Regions from separate parts of the Mus musculus genome. Here region 1 is linked to region 2. A link is a contact called in ENCODE POLR2A ChIA-PET data. All regions are on one chromosome and are shown on one strand. The core of a region is the stretch at or near the end of the contact, and the rest is flanking DNA. Distances in the headings are between cores, read along the strand shown. Region 1 holds the start of Snhg5 (small nucleolar RNA host gene 5). Region 2 holds the start of Nt5e (5' nucleotidase, ecto).

Region 1 (6,906 bases), core at 1,230-3,729, 200 kb after region 2:
CAACTCACTTTTCAAAGGTAGCAAGGTTCTTTCACCAATGGCACCAGGAAGACATAACATGTACAGGGGGAAAGAAACCAGAGTCCCTCTGCTAAGTGTGAAGACTAGATCTCCTTTATCTCTAAACTGGGGACTGCCATCTCTGCAGTTGAGTGCTAGGACAATTTTGAGATACTGTATCAAAACAGAAGCCCATAAGCAAAGGAGAATGGAAGGGTGCAGCAGTTAATGTAGAAGCCCATTTAGTATTAGTACTTGGTAAGCAGAGGCAGGTGGAATAAAGACAAACCAAGCATAGAACATAGAAACTGTCTCAAAATTAAGAAATGTCCCAGCACTGGGGAGGCAGGTGGATTTCTGAGTTCAAGGCCAGCATGGTCTAGAGTTCCAGGACAGCCAGGGCTAGGAAACCCTGTCTAGAACCCCCCCCCCCAATTAAGAAATGGGTAGGGAGGGAATTTTTTGACAAGTTCTCAGGGAAACCTGATAATGTGTATGATCATGCTAGCTAGTTTGGGAGCTGACAGTGCGCTTTGCACAGTAACTTTGCAAACCCAATTCCCACAGAAGTGGAATGAACCATGTACCAGGGCACTCTGGTTAATCTTCTGACACAAAAAGAATTGAATAAATATTTGCAATTGAATGTTTTTTATTTCAATACTCCCCATTTTATTTCAATCACTGCCAGAATAAGGAAATAGCTCATAATGATGAACTGCAGCTTTATAGTCAGGATTGCATTCAGTCTGTACAGCTGTGTCTGTCAATCAGCTCACCTATGACCTTCACAGAAGAGAACACTGTCGAATGGATTGTCAAAACAATCCATTTACATACAGCCCACAAAAAAAAAAAAGTACAGGAATCAACTCTGCAGGCCACACCAGATGCTGTCCTGATAGGGACAGCTAGAGACATGTAGATAGACCCCATCTCAAACATCCCAGTACTAAGACTGCATTTTTTTGTCTATGCTTTTTCTGGATGGTCACATCTAGTTTTCATTCGCACGTCTTGTGTCACTGGCTCTAAAATATAAAAATAAGAACACAGGCATTATGTTACTGCCAACATTAAAGAAGAACACAATAGTCCTTTGCAATGGTCCATCTCAGAAGCCAGATCCGTAAGTATGGTTTTTCAACAGGAATTCAGGTTCGGGATAGGATCATCATAGACTAGACCAACGACAGTAAGCTCAGCAGAAAACAAAACAGAGCACCACTCACATGCACTCCTGCTGCAGGATCTTCACAGGCGGACTGGCATCTCTCGCAAGTTCTTGTGTCACTGGCCCTAAAATATAAAAACAAAAACACAGGCATTACGTCATTGCCAACATTAAAGAAGAACACAATAGTCCTTTGCAATGGTCCATCTCAGAAGCCAGATCCGTAATTATGGTTTTTCAACAGGAATTCAGGTTCGGGATAGGATCATCATAGACTAGACCAACGACAGTAAGCTCAGCAGAAAACAAAACAGAGCACCACTCACATGCACTTCTGCTGTAGGATCTTCACACGCAGGCTGGCATCTCACTGGTCAGCATTCACTACAGAAAGAGGTACCATGACATGCTATGAGTAAGAACTGCATTAACAAGACTACCACTTAAACACAATGGTCTTCTCTCAGAAGCTGCATTTATCTTCAGGTCATCATCTTCGGGATGTATTTCATCACTGTTCTGACCCGGTATGTCTCACAACTGTTTGTACAATCAATTTGTACACCATGCATTCACAACAGTCACTCCAAATTGCAAAGGCCAGAGTAGTTTGGCCAGGACTACTTCACAATACATTTCCAGGAACCCGGATTCTTACTTCACAACGGTATGTTTGCATGCTTACAAGGGAAAAAATCTAGGCTTCAATACACACCCTTTAAAACGGTCATGTTTTAAGCATGTTTCTTTCATTTATCAATTCTCTCAGATGCTTTGGGCTCCCCTCCATCTAATATAATGAAAAATCAAAAAACAAAATTTAAGCATCACACATCACTTCCTATTGCACTATAACAATATTCTTAAAATATAGAAGCTGCATCGCCTTTACCTTGGTTTCTTCTTGTAGCTGCTTTGAAGACGCGAAGAACAATGGCGCCATTGTCCTTGTGAACGTGCATATAATAGGATGTCTCTTTCGGTGACTCTAGTACCTTCGGAACAGCACAAAAGGCTGCAAACCCTGCTGTAAAAACCTACCCACGCGGGGACTCAGGAACTAGAACGCATGCGGCCTTCAGTCAGGCCGCTTAGTACGAATCTCACTGGGGCCCAGACTCCAATCCCGAAATATCATTAGCTGCTGCGCACTTCTCCGAGGAAGTTTACACCAGTACCCTAAGTTCAAGTCTCAGAAGCCTCCAAATCCTCGTTGCACCCCTATATTTCACTTGGTCATCCGACTGTAACTCACTCACCGACAAGACAAAGAATATCTTAGGCTCCGTCGTAAAAGAACGAGCCCGGTTCACCGCAGCTCCTTTTATAGTCTCCTTTGTGCGAGATCGAGGCTGCCCCTCCCTCTGTCACTGATTGGACGCGAGAGTACGTGGGGGCGTGGCTTTTCATGAAGCAACGCGTGGGAGCGCGCGCCTTGGACCTCTTTTTTTTTTTACAGGCCATTCCGGGGCGTGGTGCGCGCCGCCCGCCCGCCGCCGCGTGCATCTCCGTTGCTGCGCGCGCTCCCGCTGGCTCGCCGCCACCGGTCTCTTCCGAGTCTGGCGGGGTGGCTCAGCTCGACGTGGCGTGGGAGTGGCGCCAGAATTCAAACGAACTGCCGCAGTTGGAGGCGAGGTCACCGCCTGCTTCGAGCCTAGTCGACACGGACGGTCGGCGGCAGGGAGTGGCCTTGACTTCGCCGCGCAGGCAGCTTTGAGCGCCGCTGGTGGAGAAGCTTGGTTGCTACGGTGGCCAGCGCTGCGCTTGTGTATTCAGCGGGGCAGCCGAAGGGACCTGGGAGGACAGAATTACGCGGGTGAAAACCGAAAAGCTCTCCGTTTATCCTTCCTGCATTCTGGGGGTGCCGCTGGTCTGCAGACAGCCATGCTGTCCAGTGCAGGCTTATCCAACGCCTGCTTGGGCGCTCAACCAGGTCCAACACCAGATTCCCCCGCCCCCCCAAGTCTCCCACTCCGGGAAACAGACACTAGTGACAGTTATACTGTCAGAATGCTGAGAAGTTAAACATTCCGTTTCACAGAGGAGAAAGCAAGTCAAAAGCCGCCAGTTGGCCTAAGGTCACATAGCTATCCTTTGCTATTTTTTAAGTTTCTCCCTTCTAAATTATCTGCAGAAAAAAACTTAAGACTTCAAAGGTCAAATATATAATTCAAAGTAATTTAAATGTATGGATACACACATTTGGATATTTTAGCACTTGGAAGCTCGGGTCTTTATTTTGTAGCATTTTTTACTAATTATGTGTGCATTTGCTGTCAGTTTACATTAACAGTTATCCTCTGATCACCATACTTATAGACTGTGGCATGCATGCCCTCACACACATCATGCACACATGTGATAGTAATGGTAATAAGTGAATAAAAGCCGTTTGGGTAAGAACATCACATAAGGTTTGCCATAGAAAGAAGGTAGGGAATAGAATCACATGGTAAAAGCTTGTCACAGCATCTGGTTAAGGACTGTGCCTCTGGGCTACATTTCAAGCCTGTGGTCTTAATTTGGTTCTTTTTAAATCTATGTGCCCAGGTACACACATGCATGCAGAGGCTGAAGGGCAGCCTTAGGTGTTATCCTCGCAAGCACCATTTATTCCCTTTTGAGATAGGGCCTCTTACTGATCTGGAGCTCAGGAATCAGGCTAGACTGGCTGAGCACAAGTCTAGGAGATCCTTCTGTTTCTGCCTTCCAGCTCAGAAATTATAAGCATGGGCCACAACTAACATTTTTATGTGGTTCTGGGACTCAAACAATTATAAGTCCCTAGGCCTGCAAATCTAATGCTTTATCTATTAGAACCATCTCCACAGCTACAGTATTAGGTTTTTAAAGTTTTTAGATGAATGTTATCTTCAAAATGATTTTAATATGTATTTTTATTCTTTTTTTTTAAAGGCTCACCTTATTTTATCTATATGAATGCACTGTCGCTGTCTTCAGACACACCAGAAGGGGGCATCGGATCCCATTCCAGATGGTTGTGAGCCACCATGTGGTTGCTGGGAATTGAACTCAGCACAAGCAGTCAGTACTCTTAACCACTGAGCCATCTCTCCAGCCCCTTAGTTTGCTTTCTGTTGCTATGATAAACATAATGACCAAAATCAACTTGGGGAGGGAAAGGTTTATTTCAACTTAAAACTTCTCTAGTCCACCATGAAGGGAAGTTAGGACAGGAACTCGTGCAGAGATCATAGATGAATAGCTGCAGCTTAGTTGTGTGTGTGTGTTTGTGTAACCCAGGTCAATACTGCCTAAGGACCACAGGCAACACAGAGCTCCCACATTAATCGGTAACCAAGAAAGCCAGCCAGACTTGTCTACAGACCAATCTGAAGGAAGCATTTTCTCACCCGAGGTCCCTTTTCCCAGATGACTTTAGCTTGTGTCAAGCTGATAAACAAAACCCAATTAGGGTTAGTTAGACAACTTCTGCAAACCTGCCAAGCCCCGGGGTCTGTCTAGAAGGCTTGGCTGGAAGAAAGGTTGGCTGTGGGGTTTCCCTGGGGTTGGGGGGGGATAAACATCCCTTAGGGGGCTCACTGACTGGTGTCCAGAAGAGAGTGTGTGAAGCCTGACAGCATCTCTTTGCTTCCCAAGACACTTCCCTGCTTGCCATCCTCTGTCAAACAGCCACGCCTCGATGTACGAGCAGGTGTGGCTGATGAAATGGCTCTTCCTCAGTAGCCTAATGGTTCCTCGCTGCCCCTTAAAGCCTATGGTGGTGAGAGAGAGCGTTGATGTTCTGGTGACTCCTCTAGTTCTGTTAGCACGCTTCACCCAGGGTGGGTTAACGTCTGGTGGGTAGGCCAGGTACCTGCAAGACTGTCATATGGAGTGTCAACCAAGGAGGACACTCTGGCTTTGGCCCCAGCTTCTGGGACATGGGTGCTGAACATGGAGGTTCTATAGTCCATCAAATGCCAGAGCCTCGGGGTTTTCACACTTCCAGCCGGTCTGTGAGTGACAGCGGGTGTGTTTTGCCTACCAGGCCTGGTCTCCACAGCTCCTTCCTTGCATAGAGCTTTGCAGGCATGGTGTTATTTAATCCTCTCCATAGCCCTGTGAAGTTGCTCAGGACAAACCATTTATGGGGTCAAATATATGAGGCTTCAAAAATTGAAATTACACACAAAAATGACTCCTATTCAACTGGCCATCTTGGCTTAAGAGGCCTCTCTGGGTCATGCCTCTTTCCCACCAGGTCTAGACTTCTGACAGGGGCCCCAAGTGTATCCAAGGATGTAATCTGCATCTCAGGCCATGAAAGCCCAGTATCCTGCATTGACCTTGTCAGGTCACAGGGCCCTGGCAACGTGAGCTGGCCACAGGCATCCTATTGTTGAGGTTTAGTCCATTGCTATGTATTGTAATGCCGAATTCTCTATCTGAAGGTCTAGGCTTAGGCGTGACTTCTCATGTTTACAAGTTTTCGTTGTGCAAACTTTGTTTCTTGATTGAAAGCTGGAGGGGTTAGAGATAGGTGAATTTGGAGTAACTTGGTTGGATTGGGGGGGGGGAGACAAGGGATAAAGAGGAAGAACAAGGGAGAAAGAGGAGAAAGCCTCATGAGGGGAGGGGAACCATGAGCACGGGACCAGGAGAAACAGTGAGTACCTGGGCTACAGCGCTGGGGAGGTAGCCAGGCCAGCAGTTGGAGGAGTAGATTAAAGGTCACCTCCCCAGTAATTGTCAAAGCCAAATAAAAGAACCATAGTCTGAGTCTCATTTATTTATAATCTAGTTGGGGCTAAGCTTAAATTGTTCATACTCCGCCTATAAACAGCAAGTCCGGCAGTGGCATTTTTCTCAAGATCTTTGAGTCTGATAGATGTCCTGGACCATACTACTTCGCTAATGCTAAGAATTTGTTGTGCTGTTGGGAAGTGATGGCGCACGCCTTTAATCCCAGCACTTGGGAGGCAGAGGCAGGCAGATTTCTGAGTTCAAGGCCAGCCTGGTCTACAGAGTGAGTTCCAGGACAGCCAGAGCTATACAGAGAGACCCTGTCTCAAAAAAAAAAAATTGTAGTGCTGAGGAACATCTATACTTAAAACAAAATCAGAGCCTATTATATATAAGGAGTGGCAAAGCTTTCATTCAGAGGTCTTAAGTTTTCAATTAGCAATAATCACGCCTTGGATAAAACTCATTGGTTACGATACTGCCACTGCGCAAAGCTGATTCAGAGATCTTAAAAGTCACATATGGTTTGGAGCTGAGACAAAAGGATGGACCATCTAGAGATTGCCATATCCAGGGATCCATTTCATCATTAGCCTCCAAACGATGACACCATTGCATACACTAGCAAGCGTTTGCTGAAGGGACCCAGATATAGCTGTCTCTTGTGAGACTAGGCCGGGGCCTAGCAAACACAAAAGTGGATGCTCACAGTCAGCTATTGGATGGATCACAGGGCCCCCAATGGAGGAGCTAGAGAAAGTATCCAAGGAGCTAAAGAGATCTGCAACCCTGCAGGTGCAACAACATTATGAACTAACCAGTACCCCGGAGCTCTTGACTCTAGCTGCATATGTATCAAAAGATGGCCTAGTCGGCCATCACTGGAAAGAGAGGCCCATTGGACTTGCAAACTTTATATGCCCCAGTACAGGGGAATGCCAGGGCCAAAAAGTGGGAATGAGTGGGTAGGGGAGTGGGGGGGAGAGCATGGGGGACTTTTGGGATAGCATTGGAAATGTAATTGA
Region 2 (7,324 bases), core at 1,433-3,932:
CAAAATGTTCTTCCTTCATTGTTTCCTTGAGTGGGTAGGAGAACGGGGAATGTTGATGCTCCACTTCCCTGTGTGATCACACACCACTGAACATTCAATAATATCTTCAAATTATGTATTTGCATCTTGTGAATTCCTACAGACTTGAGGATGTAGCTCGGTTGGTAGAGTGATTGTCTGGCATACAGGAAGCCCAGGGTTCAATCCCCACTACTGTGTGAACTGCACAGTGACACATGCTTTTAACCCCAACACTAGAAAGACAGACACAAGAGGAAAGAGCTCCAGGCCATAGATGACAGTACAATGAGCTGGAGGGCATCTTGAACTGCACGTAACCTTGTCAAAGAAGAAGAAAAAGATTTCTACAGTTCAATTAAAGCAGATGCAAATGACAGGGACAGAAGGACAACAAAATGGCTTCATGGGTCAAGGTACTTACAAGCCTCGTGACCTGAGTGTCATCGCTAGAACTTACATTGTGAGAAAAATCTGCCCTGAAAATTGTCTTCTGATCTTTACACATGTGTTATATGTGCACACTGCACACATACACACGAGCGAAATTAATAAATAAATGCATTTTTTTCAATTGGGGCTTTCCCCCCCTCCCTTTTTTGAGACAGGGTTTCTCTGTGTAGCCCTGGCTATCCTGTTACTCATTCTGTAGACCAGGCTACCCTCAAACTCAGAGATTTGCTTGCCTTTGCCTCACAAGCACTGGGATTAAAGGTATGTGCCATCACCACCAAACTAATAAAAAAAAATTTAAAGGAAATGTCTACAAGAAAGGACACAAATGGTCCATAAGTTTCTATTTGTGTTTCCCAGTTGGTTTGACATGCTGACCATCTTTCAAACCAACTGGGAAACACACATAGAAACTACAGTGAGATATCACATGTGCCATAAGGTGACTATCATTTAAGACAAAAAAAAAATAGAGTTGGTGAAGATGTACAGAGACTTTTCGTTGCATGTGAGAACAAGCAACATAGCAGGTCCTTACTTCACCTCCCAACTAAACTATTTCATCAGCCGTGAACCCTGGTCTGATTCTGGTTTCATACCTTATGAATAAGCTGCTATGAATGTGAGCATTCAAATACACACCTAGTGTGAAGTGTTGGCTTTTGAAAGAAAGGAAATGCTGACACACTGAGTCTTGAAGGCATTGCACCAAGTAAAACAAATTCCGTCAGAAAAGAACAACTATGAGGTCCTTAGAATGATCAAATCTATACAAACTGGTAATGCAATGTTGACTGCCAGAGGCTGGAAAGGAAGGAAATGGAGAGGTGGTTTTGGTTAGTTGGTAGTTTAGTTTGTTTGTGTTGTTGTTGTTGCTGCTGCTGTTGTTGAGGCAGGCTTCACTAACTCACTACATGACCAGACTGTTTTCCTGCCGGGACTCCCAAGAACTGTAATTATAGGTGATTGCCACCGTGTTGTGTGGGAGTCACTGTTTAATGAGTTTACAATGCAATCTTGGAAAGATAAAAATGTTCTGGGAAATGAATGATGGCAAATATCTGTAAACTTAGGACAGTACGCGGTAATGCACATCCTGTATATATGATGTATATTTTATTGCAATTGAAAAGCAACTTGGTTGTGGGTGAGATAGGGCCTCACTATGTACCCCATACTTTCAACTCTCAACTCAGTCTCCTGAGTGCTAGGATTACAGGTATGCCCCAATGTAGTGTGTGTGTGTGTGTGTGTGTGTGTGTGTGTGTGTGTGTAACAATGCAGACCTGGTGCATTCTGGAATTGTGTGGGCATTAGATAACTTCTATAATGACCAGAACACACGGGAACCTCACCAATACTCTTTCCTTTCTCAGAACTACTAGCGTGTTGACTATACTTCATTCAAACACAGGGGTTAATCCATTAGACAGGGAATTTGTGCTGTGGCGATTTATATTTAATGATTTGTTCATAACAAATATGGATCCCCACTATTACTGCTAAAAGCTTTACACAAACACACACACACACACACACACACACAAACACACACACACACAAACACACACACACCACAAAAGGTAAGGGAGGAGCGCCCCAGAGTAGCTGTCAGGTTTACCCGCTAGGATCCGCCTTAGCTTTCAGAGCTGGCCCTATGCCACCGCTGAGGGTCCCAAAGATTGCTTTGCTCCTGAGATTCCAGCTCGAATACGTGGAGCGGTTGCGTCCTCAAACCTAAGTAGCGTCTCGGCCGGTGTGTCCCGGTCCCACCGAAGCAACCTTCCAGCGCACCTCTCAGGCGGGCTCTGGACCCCTCTCACTCCCACGTTTGTCTTCCTTTCCTTCCCCCCCCCACCCCCCCCGCCCCAGCCCCTTCTTTTTCGGCGACCGAGCCACCGAGCAACACAAGCCGCTGTACACTCTTCTGGAGAAATCGGTGTAATAGAGAGTGAGGATCCGGAACGCTGCCCCTGCAGTTGTCACCGCCGCCCGCCCGGGGACTGCGGCACCCAGCCTCTCGGACCTGCTCGCTCACCAGGCGAACAACCTCCTCTCTGTTCCCTGCGGGCTGCGTGTGCTGGGCCAGAGGCTCCCGGGTGCCTCGGGTGCCAGGGTCGCATCGGGTGACTCGGGGAGTGTGTCTGCAAGCGGGAGGGCCTGGGGCTGGAAGAGGCGGGTCTGTCCCCGCCCCGCCCTCCTCTACTCCGCAGTTTAGTAGAGGCCCCGGTGGCCGGTGCTCACTGGGCTCAGGGCCAGTCCACCCGCTCAACGCGCTCTAGCCAGCCATGCGTCCCGCGGCCGCTAAGGTACCCAAGTGGCTGCTTCTCGCACTGAGCGCTCTACTACCACAGTGGCCCGCAGCCAGTGCCTGGGAGCTCACGATCCTGCACACAAACGACGTGCACAGCCGGCTAGAGCAGACCAGCGATGACTCCACCAAGTGCCTCAACGCCAGCCTGTGTGTGGGCGGCGTGGCCCGGCTCTTTACCAAGGTGCAGCAGATCCGCAAGGAAGAACCCAACGTGCTGTTTTTGGATGCCGGAGACCAGTACCAGGGCACCATCTGGTTCACCGTTTACAAAGGCCTTGAAGTGGCACACTTCATGAACATCCTGGGCTACGATGCTATGGTAAGGAGAAAGTTCCCGGGGTAGGAGTCCCAGACCCAGAGAGAGAAAGGCTGGAGAACTCGCTAGTGGTCTGATAGTGCTCAGAGATGTACAGGTGGAACTCGACCCAGGCCACCTAAGGATTCATTCACTAAGTGAGGGCGTCTCTTAGATTATTTTCTTAAACTGATGTTATTGGGGTCCCGTAGCGAACTGAGACAATTAGAAGAGGGACCCTACTGCCTACAGGTGCTTCAGCTCGAGCACTGAAAATTATCAAGGGCTGGAGACCCATCCCAGTCTCCTCCACCTCTCCCATCTGCTCTGTCTTCCAAACAATTCTTCATCCTTACTTTACTGAAAGGAAATCGGGTCAAAAATTATTCAGGTCACCAGCCCCCAAGGAGGAAAACACATCCGATTGGCTCTGAAGTCCGAGCACAATGAGCTCACCTCCTTAGGTCGATTTACAGGTCAGTTACTTTTCTGTGACCTTATACTAGTTATTTATTAGACCTCGGTGGCCAAATCTGCTATGAAATGCGAAGAAGAATGTTGACCTCAAAGCACTGTTGTGCACATAATATAATAATATAATCTCTGTAACTGTTAGTTCTTGTTGCTCCCAGGCACTGCCTCAAAAGAGCAAGTTAAAAAAAAAAAAGTCAGAGAGAACCCAAACGCGGAAAAGCTGGGATTTCAGGGGCTCAATAAAAACCGATTGGCTGTAGAGATTCCGAAAGAGCCTAACTGGAGAGATAAGGGGGCTGGGGATGCAGCTCCATTGTTAGAGTACTTTCTTAGAATTCCAAAGGCCCTGGATTTGATCCCTGGCATCGCCCAAACTAGGCTTGCAGGGCAATCCTGGTAAAGGTTGAAAGATCCAAAGTTCAGAGTCATCCTTGGTTACAAAAGAGAGGCCAGCCTAGCATGAGAGAGAGAGAGAGAGAGAGAGAGAGAGAGAGAGAGAGAGAGAGAGAGAGAGAGAGAGATTAGTCCTCACTTCCCAACACTCTGTTGGAGGTGATGCCTTGCTTGTTGAGAAGGGATAAAGAATAATCAAATAAAACATAACTGAGATGTAACTGAGACGTAAAAATTAATTGAGCCACCACTCACATTCAACCCAGTGTGGATGCCTCCGGTAAAAGATTCTGCCCTGTTCTGGGGAAAAAATCAGAGACAACAACAACAATCATAAGGGCTTAGCAAGAGAAATAGCAGGGCGAGTTCTCAGAACTCTGTGAAACCAGAGGGTGTGGGAGGGAAAGTAAGGTGCAGACAGCAGACTACCCACTGTGTACAGGAACAGCTCAGAGGTCAGAGAAGGGTGAGAGCTCCCTTCCTACTGAATATTGGCTTAGAGACTCTCAATGCAAGAACGGCTCTAACAGTCCTTAAGCCTACAGAGTTGTCTGGGGAGGGCCATCATGCTCAGCAGCAGCTTGGCAAAAGAAATTCCGACCTCAAGAACTCTGCAGTCTCTCAGCTTTCTTTTTCCACAGCTAGACCTACTCGAAGCTTTGCAAGTGGTAACGGCAATACAAACATTTACATATTCGGATTGTTAACTAGCTCACGTCTCTACTTCCTCTCAGAAGGGTGGATAAACAACGTCTGGGTTTGCTTTGATTTCACATATAAGCCACAACTTTACAGCATTTTCTTTTTCGAACACTCTTTTTCTTCTCATGTGGGTAAATATTCCTTAGTAAAAATGCGTCCCTCTTTAAGACAGGATGGGGCCACAACAATGTACTACAAGTTGGAACCCATCACCCTTGAATGTTTAGAATACTTTTTGTGGGATGGAATTGCTTTCTTACAAATGTCTATCCAAGTCATTGAAGTGGGGCCTGAGGAAAAATAAGCTACACTGGCCGGTGTCAAGAGTGGGAGGAGAGGGGATAACAGAATCTATAGCTCCACTTTTCAGAGAGGTCTTTAGAACATATGGGTGGGGTGAGTCGTGGGTGGGGTTCAATACACATGATTTGGCCTTCGTGGACCATAGCTTTCACGGCTGTAGCATTTGGTTCCGCTCTGCAGCCTTTGTATCTCACAGAGGTTTACACTGTTGTGTTGCTTGTATTTTACTAAGCCTTGGGAGCCTAGTGATCTTCTACTATAAAAAATTCCTTGTCTCAGTTCCCTGCTGTGTCTTGATTCTGCGATGCTGGAAACCCAGATCAGAGTGAACAGCTGCTGTAGAGGGGTATCTCCAGTTCCCCATCCATGGAAGCCAGTGTAGCCTCGGAAATTAGAGCAGGAGCCTCCAAGACATTTTGTACTCTCTAGACCTGCCACACTCATGAGAGAGTTGTTCTGGTGGCTATGGAGGACCAGGATGAACTTGAAGACCCCCTTAGGTTCTGCTGCTAGGCAGAAACTGAGAGATGACAGAAGCAGCCAGGGAGTGTAGCTGTCTATCCTAGTGGAAAGACTAATGCGCCCTGAGGGATGAGGAGAGAGACACACCAAGCTATTACACAAACCAGCTCAGAGGTCAGGAAAGCACTGTACTGGTTTGGGTTTTTGTTTGTTTGTTCTCTCTCTCTCTCTCTCTCTCTCTCTCTCTCTCTCTCACATCCAGGAGAAAGGCAGACAGGAAAAGAACTCGAGGAAGCTCAGCTGTTTGCAGATTCTCTTATTCTTTTCGGCCTGGTTATTTCTGAGCCTCATGTTCCTTAACTGGGAAAGGTAACCCCCAGCCTATGGACATGGTACAATGAGAAATCCCTTGCTCAATTAAAGCTTAGTTCTCTATATCTCGGGTTTGGGAGGAAGAGGACGTGACAGCTGTCATTTATGTGGGTCTGACAGCCTTCCCTCCACCATCTTTTCTAAGCACCACTGTCTAAACTGTTCCTTTTAGAATGTTTTTCCTTTTTAAGTTCTCAGATAGCCTAAACTGGTCTCTAACTTGCTGTGTGGTAGAGGATGTCGCTGAACCTCTGATCATCCTGCCTCCACCTCTCAAATGCTACTTTTGTGTTCCTGTCTTGGTTACTTTTCCATTGCTGTGACAAAATGCTATGACTAAGGCAGCTTACTAAAGAAAGCATTTAATTAGGCCTATGATTGCAGAGTGTTAGAGTTCATGATGGCAGAGCAAAGGCGTGGTATCAGGAACAGCTGAGAGCTCACATCTTGATCCACAAGTAGGAGGCAGACAGAGAGGGGTTCACTGGGAATTGTGTGTGTCTTCTGAAGCCCCAAAGCCCTCCTCCAGTGGTACATCTCCTCTAACAAGGCCACACCTTCTAGATCTTCCCAAACAATTCTGCCAACTGTGTTCAGACTATGTGTTCAAACATAAGAGCCTATGGGCTGTTCTCATTCAGTCCACTACTGTGCCTTGCTTTTATGATTTTTCCCACCTCATTCTACATGTGCAGTGCCCCTGTGTGTGTGTTTAGGTACACGGTGAACTCTTCACACCTCATTCTCTGGTCAATTTGGAGATGGCTTCTAATCAACCCCCCCTCCCCCCACGCGCCTCATGAATTCAGCTGTTCTAAATATCTTCTGCTGATTCCATTGTGAGAATTTTCATATTCAAGTGCAAAGTTACTGGTCACAATATGTATGCTTGGTTCCTCCTTTCACAAAGGATTGCCAGCTGCCTTCCTGAAGGCTTAATAACCCAGGCAAGAACATTAATCTTTGTATCATTACTCCTTCTTTAAAAAAAAAAAGATATTTTTATTCTCATGTATGTGTACCAGATGTGTGCTGGTGCCTGTGAAAGCCAGATCCTCTCTGGAAATGGAGTTATTGGAAGCTGTTAGCCATATGATATAAAGGCTGGACACCAAATTCTGTCCCCTACAAGAGTATCAAGTGCTCGTAACTGTTGAGCCATCTCCCCAGCCCTCATCATTGCCTATCCAGCTTGTCAGTAGCTTGTGTTTTTCTAATAATCGGACATATCGAAAGTTGTTTTTGATAAGTAAGTTTGTGAATAATTTGGGTTTCCTCTTCATCATCTGATGTCATGTTTACAGATTTTTCTTTTTTCATTTTTTCCATTGGTTTTGCTTTATTTACAAACACTCTAACCATTGATGTACAATCAATTTTAGACATAAATTTGATGGTGCTACTATGCCTGTCAACTTTCAACTCTCTGCCTCTTAGAACAAAAACCCTTCATTGGGTATATTCAAATAATGAAAAAAATTCCTGTTTGTCTGTCTGTTTTGGCCTGTGTTCTGGAAAACTTATGGTTCAATTTGCTA

The links. ChIA-PET counts read pairs that join two places held with the same protein, here RNA polymerase II (POLR2A).
Region 1: POLR2A ChIA-PET joins it to region 2 with 60 read pairs in embryonic stem cell. The contact joins the promoter of Snhg5 here to the promoter of Nt5e in region 2. POLR2A ChIA-PET finds 5 or more read pairs at or near these places in 3 of 5 experiments (Patski and embryonic stem cell).

Annotation. Positions count from the first base shown.
Region 1 is chr9:88,520,418-88,527,323 of GRCm38, forward strand. Snhg5 (small nucleolar RNA host gene 5) reads right to left here and starts at 2,480. Exons shown (of 5, transcript NR_040721.1): 1 at 2,067-2,480; 2 at 1,890-1,964; 3 at 1,501-1,558; 4 at 1,233-1,299; 5 at 635-1,031. It overlaps LOC115487267 (a small nucleolar RNA gene), which reads right to left and starts at 1,451; the gene lies at 1,380-1,451. LOC115487269 (a small nucleolar RNA gene) reads right to left here and starts at 1,183; the gene lies at 1,112-1,183. It also overlaps the pseudogene Gm22985.
Region 2 is chr9:88,324,927-88,332,250 of GRCm38, forward strand. It overlaps Nt5e (5' nucleotidase, ecto), which reads left to right and starts at 2,683. Exons shown (of 9, transcript NM_011851.4): 1 at 2,683-3,104. The coding sequence starts at 2,760. It overlaps Gm51281 (predicted gene, 51281), which reads right to left and starts at 876; the gene lies at 817-876.